2 separate regions of the Homo sapiens genome follow, and region 1 is linked to region 2. The links are chromatin loops, found by intact Hi-C in ENCODE. Cell type or tissue: K562. All regions are shown on one strand. Each heading gives the region's core, and the rest is flanking DNA. Links, peaks and the distances in the headings are about the cores only. Region 1 overlaps IL21-AS1 (IL21 antisense RNA 1). Region 2 has its middle 16 kb from the start of IL21-AS1.

Evidence for each region. Hi-C counts contacts between places; a loop is a spot of excess contacts. Peaks named below come from ENCODE experiments on the same cell type or tissue, not always from the same donor. Only the 100,000 strongest peaks of a DNase experiment are listed, where the experiment ranks them.
Region 1: it touches region 2 in a loop (2.2-fold over the local background); 12 of 110 quality-filtered maps call a loop at or near these places.

What each region holds. Positions count from the first base shown.
Region 1 is chr4:122,658,681-122,667,025 of GRCh38, forward strand. All of the region lies in intron 10 of IL21-AS1 (IL21 antisense RNA 1), which reads left to right. Among named protein-coding and RNA genes, the nearest start is that of IL21, 42 kb to the left of the region's middle. In K562, for the core only: no CTCF peak of the experiment used is centred there; a DNase peak (open chromatin) is centred at 3,181.
Region 2 is chr4:122,598,329-122,606,673 of GRCh38, forward strand. No RefSeq gene overlaps it. Among named protein-coding and RNA genes, the nearest start is that of IL21-AS1, 16 kb to the right of the region's middle. In K562, for the core only: a CTCF peak has its summit at 4,421; DNase peaks (open chromatin) are centred at 4,413 and 5,093; H3K4me3 peaks cover 504 bases.

The DNA.
Region 1 (8,345 bases), core at 68-8,067, 60 kb after region 2:
ATCTTCCAAATATGTTAGTTATCTGAATTCTCTATTCATTCCAAGGAAAAAGAAAGAGGTTCACATGGTAATGAAGAAAAAATGAAGGTATACGAAGAATCAATTTGTTGAAAGAGCGCCCAATTTCTCTTCTGTCTTTTATTTGATTCTTTTTAATTAAGAATAAATATGTAGGTAAGACATGAGTCAGAGCAAACTCAGAAAGTACCTAGAAGCTTTCAGTATTTGAGGCATGCTAGCTAGTTTCATGTGGGTGAAGTTTGGTTTTCAGGAAGACAAATTGAAAACAGAACTTGTTTGTTTAGATTTTGCCATTCTCTAGGTGACTTACAAGGATGTTCAATGAATTATAAGAAGAAAGAATTTCTTCTTGGCAACTGCTATAAAGAGCCTTGTTTGGAGAGAATATGGTCCCAGAGCAGACCTTGAGCACATGACAGTTGTTCTTGGGACCAGGTCTGGGGAGACCACGTCTTAGCTGAAATAAACACAAGCAGAAGTTCAGTCCAGTCCTCAAACCAGGTTTTCAATAAATGTCTGTGTCACCCCTTTAAGAAACAGGAGAGCTGTGAAACACTCCAGAGAAATGCTGTTAGATGATGTGCTTGACTCTCCTTCAACTCCAAGAAGCTCTTGGGAGGCGCCATTTTTTTTTTTTTTTTTTAGAAAAAGATTACATTTTAGAAGAAGAATAACTGTTATTTACTACATTATTAATTTACACAAATGAAATAGTCTACTATTAAATAACCACATGACTGTACAACGCACAAGTCTTTTCTGGGTTTCAGGTGTCAGTTTTCTTCTCTGTAAAATATGAGGATTAGATTTCAGGGCTTCTTCCTCATCTAAAATGATAAAATCCAACTCAAAGACCTTCTTCTTTCTGGTGAAGTAACATGAAGCTTGAAGTCACTTTATCACATTGTTCTACATCTCTATTACTCTTTTTTTTTTTTTTTTTTGACAGAGTCTCGCTCTGTTGCCCAGGCTGGAGTACAGTGGCACGATCTTGGCTCACTGCAAGCTCTGCCTTCTGGGTTCACACCATTCTCCTGCCTCAGCCTCCCAAGTAGCTGGGACTACAGGCGCCCGCCACCACACCTGGCTAATTTTTGTATTTTTAGTAGAGACAGGGTTTCACCACGTCAGCCAGGATGGTCTCAATCTCCTGACCTCGTGATCCGCCTGCCTTGGCCTCCCAGAGTGCTGGGATTAACTCAAGACACAGTAGTTGGCATTGACTCTCTGATGAAGTTCCAGATGGGAGAGTTAGTACATTTGTGTATATAGAGAGAGCAGAAGTTACAGGGATATGGATTTTGACTCCATTTAAGGAAGAACTCTGAAATACAAAGCTTTGGCGCAGTGAACCACCGTGCCCGGCCTCTATTACTCTTAATGTATAGGAAAACACTAGCAGACCATTGAGTAGGTACTGAGGGAAGAATCCTGCATTCAGCACAATAACACATCAGTGGGAGCCTCGAGCCTAAAGCTACTTCCCTCCCACCCCAAAGACAGCAAAGGACAGGAGCTGGTCTTCGTATCTTTATGCTTCTTAGAAACACCTGTGTTTTAATTGTGGCTCTACAATAGAGTGTTTGGACATGGGCACTTTCTAGTTTGGCAGTAGTTTATTTGCTATGTATCCTTATTCCTTATTCCAATTCAGTGTTTTTACATGGGTTCTACTTTTCTCTCAAGAAGGTGATTTTTTTCTAAAGCAGGACCATATCCTAAATAGAGCAATTTTATACGCAGTGTCCAGGACACAGTATTTGATTATAAAATGATAATGATGAGAGCTTAAAAAATTCAAACTATAGAGCTGGTAGAGATTTTAGAGCAGCACTGTCTAATATGGTAGCCACTAGCCACGTGTAGCTATTTAAATTAATTAGAATTAAATTAAATTAAAAAATCAGTTCCTCAGTCATACAAGTGCTCAATAAGCACAGGTAGTCAGTGACTACCATTTTGGACCTCACAGATACGGAACATTTCCATCACTGCAGAAAGTTATATAGTACAATGCTGCCTTAGCGATCAACGAGACACAAAATCATATTTGTAAAAGATGTCAGGGAACTTGGAATCCACTTAATACATTCTTATATCCAGGACATTTCAAATATTTTCAGTATCAAATAATATATCACCTTACAAAGTGGCCATTCCACCTTAGGAAAGCTTTGTATTTGAGAGTTCTTCCTTAAATGGAGTCAAAATCCATATCCCTGTAGCTTCTGCTCTCTCCATATACACAAGTATACTAACTCTCCCACTTGGAACTTCATCAGAGAGTCAATGCCAACTACTGTGTCTTGAGTTAATTCCTCTTTCCCAGTGAACCCGTGCCACAGATGAGGAGGCTGAGGCTGGAGTTAGCAGTCCTCCCTGGAGACTCCATGACAGAACTAAGACTGTTGATGTATTCCGGTCTAGCTGAACTGCTTTCAAGTCTAGAAACTAATTCATTAAAGAATGTGTGTGCATAAATTTGTAGAGTTTAAGTTCTTAGTCTTTTATCTTTTTTCCATTTTGTTGTTGCTGTTGTTGTTTTGTCATTGCTTTATTCTCTTTTTGCGCTGCATACTTCCTAAGAGACTGTAAGCTATTCCTTCCCCAGAAAAGCAAAGATTACTCAGGCTCTGCATGAGTGTTTCAGAATATAAAGCAATTGCCCTCATCCACACCCCAAATAACCCCAGATGCCAAGCATAGAAATCACCAAATGGCTTGCTTCAGTTTGACAGTTCAAAAGCAGTTTAAGGGTAAAAGAGGAAACCAGAAGCATTAAAGATCAATGATGTACTTCCACATGGTGTCTAGAAGAGAGGATGCCTTTGATAACGTATCATAAAGAAAGGGCATCTACCTCTCCAAAGTGGAGACTCTGCAGGTGAGATACTGTGTTAAGTGCCAATTGCAGCTTTGGATCTGTTCAACAAATGCACATTGAAGTGTGGAGTCTGTGCTGGGGCAACAAAGATGATTGAAACATTGTGTTTACCCTCTAGTCACTGGCAGGGAGGCCAAGTGGAGACAATAAACAGTCAATTACCACCATAGATGACTTCACTGGTCACTCCAATGGGTTTGTTTTCAAAGGAACCAGCAGGTCAGTCTTGGAAGTCAAACAGTTACAGGCTGTTGCTGTAACAGCAAAGCAACTCCTACGTGTCACTAGATAAGGGGAACTACAGATCAAGCTTCCTAGGGAAGAAGGTTCTCTGACCAAATCAGCCTGGGCCCAGAAAGTAAGTTGGCACTGTGTGAACAGCTAGCTATATGCTTTACCCACAAAAAAACTGGTACCCGATCCAGTATATTAACTTTGGCATATAATCAGAAATAATGCTACCATCTGTGCAGAACTATCTCTTCCTTTTACACAATCACCAGCCTCCACCAGCAACCATTCCCCTCAATATCCAGTACAGTGCTAGGTTCATGGTTGCACATACACACACACCACATAGATAGGATTTTATATAGAATTATTGTATATATATGTATATATACACACATATATAGGTATGATTTTGTTACATGTTTTATATGTTAATGATCATAATTTATACATAAATGTATATTTACATAAGGCACATACATTTACACTTATAAATACTTGTAATATTTTTATGTAACCCATATGTATGTATATGTATGCACACATATACACTGAAAACATTTCTAGAAGGATATAGAAGAAAGTTTTCATGGTGGTTACCTTAGCAGGGTAAGAATGGGGTTCTTGAGGTTAGAATAGGAAGATTACATTTGTATATTATTTTGTAGCCTTTTACATAGTTTAATTTTTTACACTGTCTATTACTTTTAAAACAACAAAACATTTTATTAATATTTGGTTATAACAAGGATACCATCATCTATCTTCACACTCCAAAGTGAGTTTTAACATGCAATTAGGCTGGGTTTATCAGGGTGGCTTACCTTAGACTATTTAAGTTAAGATTTCTTCTACATCTGATGACCTAAGTTAGCCCGAAATAAGATTAAATGAGGTGATATATGTGCCTATGTGACAGTGCTTTGCAAACTATAAATTCCTACATGTAGGTCTGTAACCTAGCTTGTTGGAGTGTGCCCAGAACCCAACTTGATGAAATCATCTAGGTCCTGGTCCTCTTCCCTAGACTATTTTTGGAAGGAAGTAAGAGGACACTACCACAGGCTAAGGTAGGAGAGGGGAGGGTAGGAAGCCTCCAGAAGTGCTACTGTAACATGAGTCTCCTTGTGGAGGAACGCTTCTCTCCTGTGTGATGCCTGAGCTGCCAGACCTTCCCCCTATTCTTAGCTGATGAGTGAAGACCTCTGCTGGGACAACGAAGTATCATGCTAGGGAATTTCATACAAATATGGTGAATTCATTGTCTCTTTGTTTAAAGGCTGAGCCACCTCCCACTCTACTTTTTCACTCCCCTTTATTGACTCTCTGGAATCCTCTTGTTTAATTTATTAATTGAACCAACACTTATTGAGTCTCTCCTCAATAAGTCCTGTCATGTCCTGGGGAGATGAGATGAATATGATATAGTCCTAGTCATTGAGATATTCACTGTTAATAGTGGATAAGGACATGGAAATTTTTTTTTAAATGCAATTCAGTCCATTGACTATTATAGCAAAAACATGCACAGAGAACTGTGACAGTGACTATGCAAAGGAAAGAAGAAGGGACATTGAAGAATGGGTAGGAGTTTGCCAGGCAGGAATTTTGAACAGACAGAGCAGCGCAGGCAAATGCAGAGAGGCTTGAAAATGCATGAGAGATTCAGGAGAAAGGGAATATAGTTGAGTTTGGCTGAAATACAGAATGGAGACAAAGTGACAGAGACAAATCTAAAAAGGCTAGACAGGGTCAGGTTGTAAATGGCATTGTGTATTGTGCTAAGGAGTTTGGACTCTGCCCAGTTGTCACTAAGATGGAAGGGAGTTCACTTGATTTTGCATCTTTTGTGAAGAAAAACTTACAAGCTACACAGTTATTTACTTTGAACTGGCTAATAATTTATTCATAAGAACTTTTTTACTTATTTATTTCATTAAAAATTGGAATTTGCCATTTATACACTTTCTGTTTTTCTCCATTTATTGTATGTGTATGTGTGTGTCACATACATATGTGTGTATGTGTGTGTCACATACATATGTGTGTATGTGTGTGTCACATACATGTGTATATGTGTGTGTCACATACATGTGTATATGTGTGTGTGTGATATACACATGTACGTATCTTAATATCGTCTATTTCCTTTTCTTGTTACATTTCCTGTGTGCTGAGCTGGGGTATTTATTCTTCTGAATGATGCAATGGGTTACCAAGATAATATATCAGGAAGGAAATCTTTCAAGATATAAGGACATTGACACTACCTTTTGTTTCAGTTTGATTAAACAGATGGAATTCCACGCAAGTGGAAAGTTGTGAAGGCGGACCCTATAGTATATACAACATCAGTGAACAAAAGCAGTGGGAAGTCACTGAAAGGAAAGGCAGCAGAACGGTTTCTAGCATCTCACTCTTTACCACGGCACTCTGCTGCTTTAGGACTTATTGTTCAAAATCCAGGTTTTATATCAATAACAAAAAGTGATGTTTTTACTTGTGAAATGCTAAAACTCCTAACCATCAGAGAAAGGAGTGGGTGATTGCCTGGAAAACGACTCATACATTCCTCGAACATTTTTCTCAAAAAGTAATTATTTTGTGAACATGTAGAGGGCACTGGCAACTACAGTAAATGTGGGAGTGTTTTCTGAATAAAAACTGAAATTTTTGATAAGGATTATTCTTCATTTTGTATATAGATGCTTTGGAGATGTCAAAAATCAACCAGAATTTTGAGCGTAGTATTTTAGAAAGTTTGGCATGACCTAATTTTAGTTAACTGGAAATATTCCTAATTAAAGATGAATATATTTGATGTGACAGAATGCCTTTAAGGATTTTAATGTTACAAGAATTAGTTCTAATTCTTTGTGTAATTAATATTACAAGAATTAGAACTAATTCTTGTAACATTGAAATGAGAATTAATGAAAAATAGTAATACGAAGATCCAAATTTAACTAGCTTCTTCATTTTTAAAAAGAATATAAGTCTTACTAATTTAACTATAACCTAATTTTTTCTCCTTAGTTGCATTTTTACAGTACACCAAGTTGGAGAAATTATCAATACTACCGTAAATATTTTAATGTTATATTAAGTTTAGATACGTTGTTTAAAAGCAGAAAAAACTTAGTCCAATATAGTGAACAGGAAATATGCTTAACGTTAGTGCTGTATGAGTTATGATCCATCTGTAAATAAAACAGTGAAGGAAGAAGCATATGTTTTAGAAAAGTATCCATCATCCAGTAAAACAAGAAATTTTGAATCTTGGCATTTGACATTTGTACCATATTGTACACTTGATTTCCCTTTGTTTCTCCTATTTGGTGGCACAGGTGGTTTGCAGCCATGAAACATGCCAATTGCTTAGCTATGTGCCATCACCGAATTCACCAGCACCCTGAGAAATAGCAGGCTACTCAGCAACAGTTAACAAACACCACGAGGAAAACACTTCAAAAAATGTAGGTCAGTGCCCACAAGAGGACAGTTTTACTGCAAAGTACCATGTCAAATAGTAATTACTTGCATATAGAGGAATGCTTAGGAAATAATGCTGTCAAGAAAGAGAAGGCGCAGAAAGGAGCTTACACAATCAAAATACCGTGTGGAGGAAAATACAGGGAGTTGGAGGACTGATTGCCCTGGGTTTCCATCCCAGTTTTAGACCCAGCTAGGAAAAGTCACTTAAGCTCTCTGTACCTCTGTCTTCTCAAATAGAAAATGGGAGGAAGGATACACCTAAGACCATTACAAAGTATAAAATAAGCTCAGTGCCTGGACTGTGGCGGGACTTGTTAGTTCCTCTTCCTAGTATTTCTGCTTAACACAAATTAATGAATACATGTATGCTGATTTGATGCTTTAACATAATCACCTACTCATTTACAAGAGCACCCATGACTTACTCAGGCCTCCCACACCCAGTGGACATGGGCCTGTGGGGTAGCATTAGCCCCCTCCAGGCAGCTCTAGAAACCTCACATCTCTAGGCTTCCCTGGCCCACCCCTGTCATGATAATTCAGATGAATTATCTGAGCTACATCAGTTTATGATTATGTTCTGCTCATCCAGAGAACACCAAGTGTTTTTAAGTACTTTCTAGAGTAACTCAGAAATAATTCAGAGTCTGCCTTTTCTATGGGCTTTCATTTCTCACACCTCCTTCTCCCATTTGAAAATTATAATAGTAACAGTAAACACAATGACAGTTGTCATTTAGTGAAGGCCTGCTACATACCAAGCACTGTGCTAAGTCCTTTAGGTACATTATCCTTCAGACAATTCAGAGAGGTATGTATTTTTATCCACACATGCACTCCTTGATAGCAAGAACCATCCCTTTCAAGGCAATCTTCCTGAAAGAGCTGGAATTTCCTTAGAAGCAAGTTTCCTGGATATTCTGGTTTTGCAGGCCAGAGGTGCCCCCATCTGCAGGGATCTCTTACACCTTCTGCCATTAGAAAGAACACTTGACACCCAGGCCATGTGGTGAGTTCTCATCCTGCTCAGCCATGCTCTATGGCTATACTTTCTAGGCCCCTCCTTCAAGCCTAGGTTGGAGGAAAAACTCTGTTGACCCAATTCTAGACCTTCCTGTCAACCCAGGGGGGTCACCTGGTTCTTTTTAGCCCAGAGCTCCTGGGCAAGACCCTTGCAATGTCCTCTTGACTCTCTCACCTCCTCCCACTATGCATTTTTGCTACATGTTACACTATTGATTCTACTAAATCACACCAAGGCAGATGAATCCCTCTCTGCAGCAAGCCCTCTAATGTAAAATAATCTCTCATGCCCATAATAAAATTCTGATATTATAGATAAGATGATGACTGAGATTCAAAGATAAATAGCTTTGCCTAAGATGACCCAGGTAATTACAGCCAGCACTAGAACACAGACTTCAAATTCAGGGCTTTTTATACCATGCTATTCTGTTTCCTGATCTTGTCCACTCAATATATTTCCAGGAATTTCAGAAATCAGACAGTATCCTTTCTTATCTCATTTAAATACTCAATTCTCTGGAAAATGTTTATCTTATAAAAATAGTTACAAGCATTCATAAATAGTAACAGCAAATTTATTGAATGTTAAATACTAAGGAACATTAAGTACTTAAAACATTTTAAAAGAGTGATTCACTAGCATTCCTAAGAAACTGCAATGGGGATGATTCACTACAGAAAGTTAAAT
Region 2 (8,345 bases), core at 67-8,066:
ATGCCCGGCCTGGTATTCCTTTTTTAATCCTTTTGAGCTACTACTAGGATTATGATATAAATTTTTAATTCATCATAGTCTGTGTAGTGTTAATTTGTACCACTTCATGTTAAATTTAAGAATCCTAAACAATGTAATTTAATTTACCACTACTCCATCTTGTGTGCTGTTATTATAGATTTTTTATAATCTCCACAAGAAGATGTTATAATTTTAATTTTTGGCATTAAACAGTTACTTGTCTTTGAAGGAAATTAAGAGAAGAAAAATGATATCATTCAATATTTACCCATATATCAACTATTTCTATTATTCTTTATTTTTTCTTGTATATCTGAATTTCTTCTGAGATCAGATGCCATTGGGCATGGTCAGGGTGGTATGGCCATAGACAAATTTCTATCTGCTATTATTTCCTTTAGTTTGAAGGATTTCCTTTAATAGTTTTTGTAGGAAATCTATTCGCTTTTAAAACTTTTTTTGAAAATACATTTGTTTTGCCGAATTTTTGAAGGATATTTTTATTGAATATAGAATTTGGGGTTTAGTTTCTTTAAGGCATGCTAAGGATGTTTTTTCATTGTCATCTTTTTAAATGTTTTATTAATATCTCAAATTTGTTTTATCAGTTTTTTCATTTTCTTCTGTCTTTGTTTCTGATGAGAAGTCAGATATCATTCTCGTCATCTTTTTCCCGTAAATAAGGCATCTTTTTTTCTCTTCTGGATGCTTTAAATTTTTTTCAATTTTCCATTGGTTTTACCAGTTTAACTATGGTAGGCATCATCTTCTTTGCATTTATACTGCTTGAGATCCTCTAAGGTGCTTAGGTCCACATGTTAATGTTTTTTACCCAATTTGGAAAATTTTTGGCCACCATTTTTATAGATTTTTTCTGCTTCATTATCTCCCTTGTTTCCCTCTGGGACTCCAATTTCACATTTTAGACCAATTGATGTTATTCTATGTCCCCAAGGTTCTAACCACTCTTCAACTTTCATTCTCTGTGTTCTTCAAATGGGAATGTTCAAATATATGTGTACAAGTCCACTGACCCTTTATTCTGCTATATTCAACCAATTAAGTCCATCCAGTGGTTTTTTTACTTCTGATATTATACTCCTTGGTTTTATAATTACCACTGCTTTTATAATTTCTGTGTTTCCTAAGACTCTCATCTATTCACTCACTATAACCATTTTTCCTTTAAGCCCTTGAGCACATTTATAACAGTTGCTTTAAAGTTATTGTCTGCCAATACCAATCTTTGGATTATCCTGGGGTATGTTTCTCTTAAGTGCTTTCTATACTCATATTTTCCTATTTCTTTGTGTGCCTATTATTTTTTGTATACTGATGTTATGCATGATACATTGTAGAGACTGCAATCTGTTATCTTTCTCTAGAGATGATGCTATTTGTTGTAGTAGGCATTTAAATTACTGGCTCATCACTTGAATTTGTGGAGGCATGATTTCACATTTTTGTTAGGATATGTTTGTTTTTGTTTTGCTTTTAGTCTTAGGATTAATTCCTATATCTTGACTGCTAAGGACTAGCCTCTGTGAGGTTTCAATGGAAAGCCCAAGGTGTTTACCAAGTCTCTCTGACTTGATGGGAACTATATGCCAGCTCTATCTATACTGAAGTGAATACCAGCTGAAATCTCTGCTGAGCCTTTTAGATAGTGCTGTCCATTGGGCTCCTGAAGTCTCTCTTGTCCATGCACAGTTCAGGGACTGTTCAAGGATTTGAGGCAGTTTATAGGCAGGTTTAGAGGCTCCCTACTCCAACTTTCTCCCTCAATTTCCAGCTACTCTGCCACCCCAAACTGTGTTCTCTGATCCTGCAAATCAATACACTGAAAACTTCTGCTTGAGTTCTGGTTTCCCTACATCTCATGGATTGGAGAGAGCCCCCAAGGCAAAAGTCATCTAAATGTAGCTCTCACTCGTTATGATTTTCTTCTTTCAGTAATCAAACTCTCTTCACTTTTTGCCTACTTTTCACTGTTCTTGGTGGGTGAATTATAAATAGTGGCTTTTCATATTTTATTTGAGGCTTATCATTGTTATTTGTGGGATAGTTGGTCTAAACTACTTGACCATTACCAGAATCAGAGCTTTCCCATAGTATTTCTTTTAGAGATGGGTTTCGCTATGTTGCCCAGGCTGAACTTGAATTCCTGGGCTCAAGCAATCCTCCAGTCTTAGCCTCCTGAGTACCTGGGACTACAGGCGTCCACCACCACACCTAGATACCCATAGTAGTGAACATTCACCTATCACAGAGTGTACCACACTGTGCTGTAATTATGAATTTTAATTGTTATGTCTCCCCCACTAGACTCTAAATCCTTTCCAGCAAGATCTATTTTCTGTAGTAGATTCCAGACCAGAAAAAATATAGGATATTACACCAAATTCTGTATGTTTTAATATGTTACCAATCCGTGCTTGACAAAGTGATGTTTTCTGATTGTCAAAGGAACATAAACAGTACAAACAACTGTGGGATCTCAGAATGTTTTACTCAGTGTAACTCTTCTACATGATTAGGGACTTTTCTGCCATTTTCATGGTAATGTAGCCTTACTACAAAGCATGTATTCAGGGAGTGGACTCTGTATCTGGCTCTGTAACCTGCAAGAAGCCAGCCTACTACTGCTAAGACCTAATGCTCTAAGTTGACTAGTAGGCTTCATAAACTGACCGGGCTCATTTTACAAAGAGTGGGAAGGGGATTCTACATTCTTATTTTCTACAGTTGGTTAGCCAGAGAGGATACTCCTAGAGGGGGGTTACACCTTAATTTCATTTAACTAGGGGTTTGGTGAGGATCTGAATACCATCATTCTTTTATAAAAGTTGTGTGGAAGATAATTTAAAGTGTGGAATTGAGGAGTCTATGAATTCAGCACTCTTCAATTGTAAGTGACAGAAATACAATTGAAACAGGCTTAAATATAAAAGAGGATTTTTTTTTCTTTTTGGCTCACATAAATAGGTTAATGGTGAACCTTCAGGCACAATCTATCTCCCTTTCTCTTACTCGGCTTTTGTCTGGAGTCGGAAGGCATTCCCCAGAGAATGATAAAGATGGCCACTGGTACTCTAGCCCAAATCTCATCAGCTTAGCAACCCCAGTAAGAAAATAATATCTCTCTCTAAATAATTACAAGAAATAGTACAGAAAGTCTTCCCATTGCTCTAGCTTGTGTTATGTACTCACACCTGGAGCTGGGGATGGAGTGAGACCAACCCCAGTTGACCACATAGGCTGATAGTTGAGCAATGAGGGATTTGCAAAGAAAAAGAGGGATTCTGATAATGGAAGAAGGAGGATAGATGTTAGGCAGACAAAAACAAAGGGTTTTGGTTTTTTGTTGCTTTTCAACAGAGAAAAAGAAGTTACAACATTAAATGTAGAAGCAACAGAGGCTAGACTAGAAGTGAGCAGAATCAAGGGATAAAAGACACTAAATAACGCAGAAGTAGTTAAAACATTCAGACTATATTGAGGAAACATATATTACGCAGAAAATAATGATAAACTTTTGGAAGAAGGAAGTGTGATCAAAGGCAGCTGTAAAAGAAGATTTAATTTATGTGTTTAATTAAAATGCTGCAACCTCAAATCTTCTGTGGCAAACACTGGGAACATTTTTTTAAATGACTTCTTCAATTATTAAGAAACTGTGTATTAAAATACAGTTCAATGAGGCCAAGGTTGTAGAAAGGAGGTTCTCACATGGGCTATTTGTCATGAAAGAAATTCCCTAAGTGGGATGAGGTGGGAATTCAGCACAAGCTATTGTCACTACAGGCAAAATAAGTCTGAAAACAAGCTTCTACATTGTTGAATGTGTAAACACTTTATAAGACATTTTCCCATACCTTATTCCATTTTATCTTTGTGAACATTCTATGATCTTAGAGAGGCTGAATTATTACAGCTGTTTCACAGATGAGGAAATCTGCAGCATGTTTCTGGCTTCTTCACAAATGAAGGATAAAGCATAACAATTTCCCAGTTAAAGAACTAAAGAGAACCCCGACTAGATTAAGGTCACGTTACCAAGAGCCAGTGACCAGGCATTCTGCCAGTTTCAGGATCCTGCGAGCTCCCTTCTCTGCTGTTTCTGTGTGAGCAGGTCCATCCCGAAAGGTATGTCACAGCATGTTTCAAACAGTCCTGTTCTTCACACTTAAGTTCTGTGGGTCCAAGAAGAAATGATTTTCCTGGCCCTGAGGCTCCTTTTAGAACTGATTTAGGTAGCGGAAATCTTTGTAAAGTCCAGGATAGAAAAAGTTGAGAATTTTTTTTAGAATTTACATTGTTTGCTTTTCGCCGGGTACGGGGTGACAAGGTCCTGATGTTCTTAGAACTGGGTGTCTGTATGTATTTGCGTTGTTTCAATAGGTGGCAGCATGTCCTCTTCTTTAAAAGGTATCTTTTTAAAAGGACATAGTGAAAGCTTCTGTTGGGAAATGAAAAAGTGACAATAAGAGAGGCAAATAGGAAATGTTCCCTGTGACACACGGTACATATATTGCTCATAGTCACAACTCAAGTCATTTAACAGGTTTTGATCCATCAGTAATAACTTTAGAACAAAAGTTGTATCATGGCACTTCTACTTCAAACTATAATGCCACTTAGGTCTCTCCTCACTGGGGACTCAGTATATTGGAAAAGTTTTGGGTAAGCAATGTGAAGCACTTTCCCACACGCCATTTTGTCAATGATTCTGTTTCCATTTTGGCCGCACCCTTTCGTTGTCTACCTTCTTCAGTGTGAGCAGCTCCAATCTCTCTTCTCCCTTCAGGATGGATTTATTAATCAACAGGTGTAAATATTTTAATTCTATTCGCAATGGAGTTTCTCCCGAAGGGACCCTCCAAGGAATGTTTTGTTCTCACTGGGTCAAACAAGAAAGGGAGAGGCTTACTAGAAGCTTAGAACCTGACAACTGCCCTATGTTCCAATAATATTGAAAGAAGTTAGCCAGCTTGCTTTAGGCAGACAGTAAGGGAAGGGTCCCCTAGAATCTCTGACCCGTCCTACAAGTGTTTATACCAGATGTTTTGCGCAGATAAGGGAGCTTGCCTAAACATGCCTGCGGTGGAAAATTCCATTCCTTAACACAAGTGCAGTAAGGGAAACAAATCAATATGGAGCGGCTCAGTCTAAGGGCCCGAATGCGCACTGCAAGGAAGGGGTAGAGCCTCCAGGAATTCATGCCTTAAGCTGGGATATTTAACTGTGAAGGAGGCAACCGGATTTCAGGACCCCTCTCTTTGCTGAGAGCTTTCCTTTTGCTTAATAAATTCTACTCCGCTCACTCTCTTGGTTCGGTGCACCTAATTTTTCCTGGTTGTGAGAAAAGAAGCCAGACCTAGCTGAGCTAAGGAGCAAAAATCCTGCATTAATATAAATATCCCTATCTGGGAGAATTTATTCAGTTTGTGGCATGGAAGTGATGGCTGCCCTGGGGTAGGGGTTGGTTGGTCAGGAGGAAGTAGCAGGTCCTCTTGGTATGTAGGATGTAGGGTACACATCAGTAGTGTCATATTCTCTCACTTGAGCACTCGCTCTTCGTGCTGCAACTGTATTCATCTCCGTAAACTGGACTCCTTTAGGTTAAATGGGCTTAAAGATAAATTGTGACCAAAAAAAGAAATAATCTATATAAAATATATATAATAAATATATGTAATTATACATAATTTTACATGAACAAATATATCCTAACTTTCCTGAAACTCCCTCTATTATGACAATATAATTTATCTTTGCCTTAAGCCCTCCTATTTTAAAAATAAACTTTTTAAAGGAAAAAAATGCACTCCACCTGCCCAGATCTCCTTGGATTCTTTTTATCAGCTCTGTATGCTCATCCCCCAATCTTCTGCATGCTTTGATACCAGCTTGTGTTTGGGACACTCAGAGGATTGCCCTCTCTTTATTATGCAATTGGTATGCACTGGAGCAGCCTCTTCAGAATTCTGAAGCTTGGTAGAGGTGAGTGGCTAGTGTGGGAGGACAAAAAGCCCAGCCCCTTTGCCTCCAAGCACAGCTGACAACTCCGCAGGGTAATTTATGCCCTGAGGATCCCACAGGATCAGGCTGAACCTGGGGAGTCACCTAAAATCATGCCCTGGCTTGGCTTTCCCCTTCCCTATCCTGCTTTTCTCACTCAATTACTGATTTATCTGGGAGCGTCTCCTTAGTAAATCACAGGCACCTGAATCCTTAACTCATCACCTACTTACCTATGATGTGTGAGGAACGTAGGGCTGGGCAACATGGTGAAACCCCGTCTCTACTAAAAATACAAAAATTAGCTCCACATGGTGGCACTCATCTGTAGTCCCAGCTTCTTGGGAGACTGAGGCAGGAGAATCACTTGAACATGGGAGGTGTAGGTTGCAGTGAGCTGAGATCACATCACTGTACTCCAGCCTAGGTGATGGAGCAAGACCATGTCTCAAGAAAAAAAAAAAAAAAAAAAAAAGATTATAGGGGAAAGAACACATATACATATACACACACACAAACACACACAAAAAAACCCTTTCCTCCCCAAACTGACCACTTCTCGGCCATCTCTCACCAGGAAGATGGTGACGTGATCAGCACTAGTTTTAAAAAAATCTTAAAGTTGTTCTTGTTGACTGAAGTACCACAACTTAGAATCCTGTGGCAACTTCTGGGCTTTTACCTCACTCTCTTCCCAGTTATCACCTAGCCAATTGTTTTCCCTCTCCATAGCCTTCTCCAGCTTCTGCTGTGTGTCATTTATCAGATAGAACTTTTTAAAAAACACTTTTCCATCATTTATTTTCAATTTTTTATTGAAATATAACATACATAGAGAAAAAAATGGTATTAATCATAAGTATACAACTCAACAAATACCATCTTATAGGTCAAGAAATACAACATTACTAGTACCCCAGAAGCACCCGTTTATACTCTCTCTCAACTTATTGATGTGTTCAATTCCATTATATGATTGTTCCACAGTATTTCATTTTGAGAGAAGGTAGAACTCTTTTAGAGACTCATAAATGAACGTATAGATGCTTCGAATTTTCTATTTTTGTAAAGGGGGAGGAGATATAATATGGAAGGGTGTTCGTTGTATGATTGGATATTTTATTTGCCAGAAGAATTCTAGACAATACAAACCCAGAAGTTTTCTATAGAAAAATATTTTTGCTAAAATTTTAATGATAAGTGGAAGAACGTTTCCATTTTTATCTTTCAAGTTTCATACTGCTGAAGTCCAGTTTCAAAAATAAAGAAGAGGTGTGGTTACATCTGATAAGAGAATGGGGGAATATTTGCAGAAGATACAAGATAGATAATAGGAAGAAGTTATAAGGGAAAAAATCAATAGCACACAAATTGCATAATAAATAGAAGGCAAATTGTGTGTTAGGAATGAAAACGCTGTGGGAGACCTTCATTGCAGAACCCACCAATTCTTTCTGCAAATATTTAATGAGTTTTTTCAATGTTCAGGACATTGGTCTAATAGCCAGACATACAGCAGTGAATAAAAAAGACAAAAATTCCTGTCCACATGGAACTTATATTCTAGTGGAAGACAGAGACTATAAACACGTAAATGGTTAAAATATATGTGTCCAGGGTGGTAAGTGCTATGAAGAAAAATAAAGCAGAGGTATTTGGGCAATTTAAAGTAAGGTGGTAGTGAGGCAAGACCTGGTGGAGAAGATGATATTTGAGTAAAGTCATAAAGGAGGTGAGGGAATGGGCCACATGGACATTTGGCAGGAGAGCATCCAAACAGAGGAAATAAAAAGTGCAAATGCCTTAGGAGAGAGTGTTCCTGTAATGCTGGAGAACAGAAAGAGCGCCAATGTGGCTGGAGTCAAGTAAAAAGAGTGAAAACAAGGTTAGAGAGGCTGGAGGTGGAAGAGATGTGACCAAGTAACCCTTGTAGGACTCAGGTTTTACTCTGAATTATATGGGAAGTGTTGGAAGATTTTGAGCTGAGAGGTGGCATACTCTGATTGGTTTTTAAAGGGACCATTCAAGTTGTTTTGTTGCAGATAGATTTTGGTGAGGGGCAAGGACAAAAGCAGGAAAACTATTTGGGAAGGTGACCTGGTTTGAATCTGTGTCTGCACCAAATCTCATATTGCATTGTAATCCCCAGCTGGGGGTGGGGCCTGGTGGGAGGTAACTGGATCGTGGGGGCGGAGTTCTCATGAATGATTTAGCATCATCCCCCGCTTGGTACTGTATGCTCCCCCTGCCCGCTCCTCCTGCTCCAGCCATGTGAAGATGCCTGCTTTGGCTTTGCCTTCCAC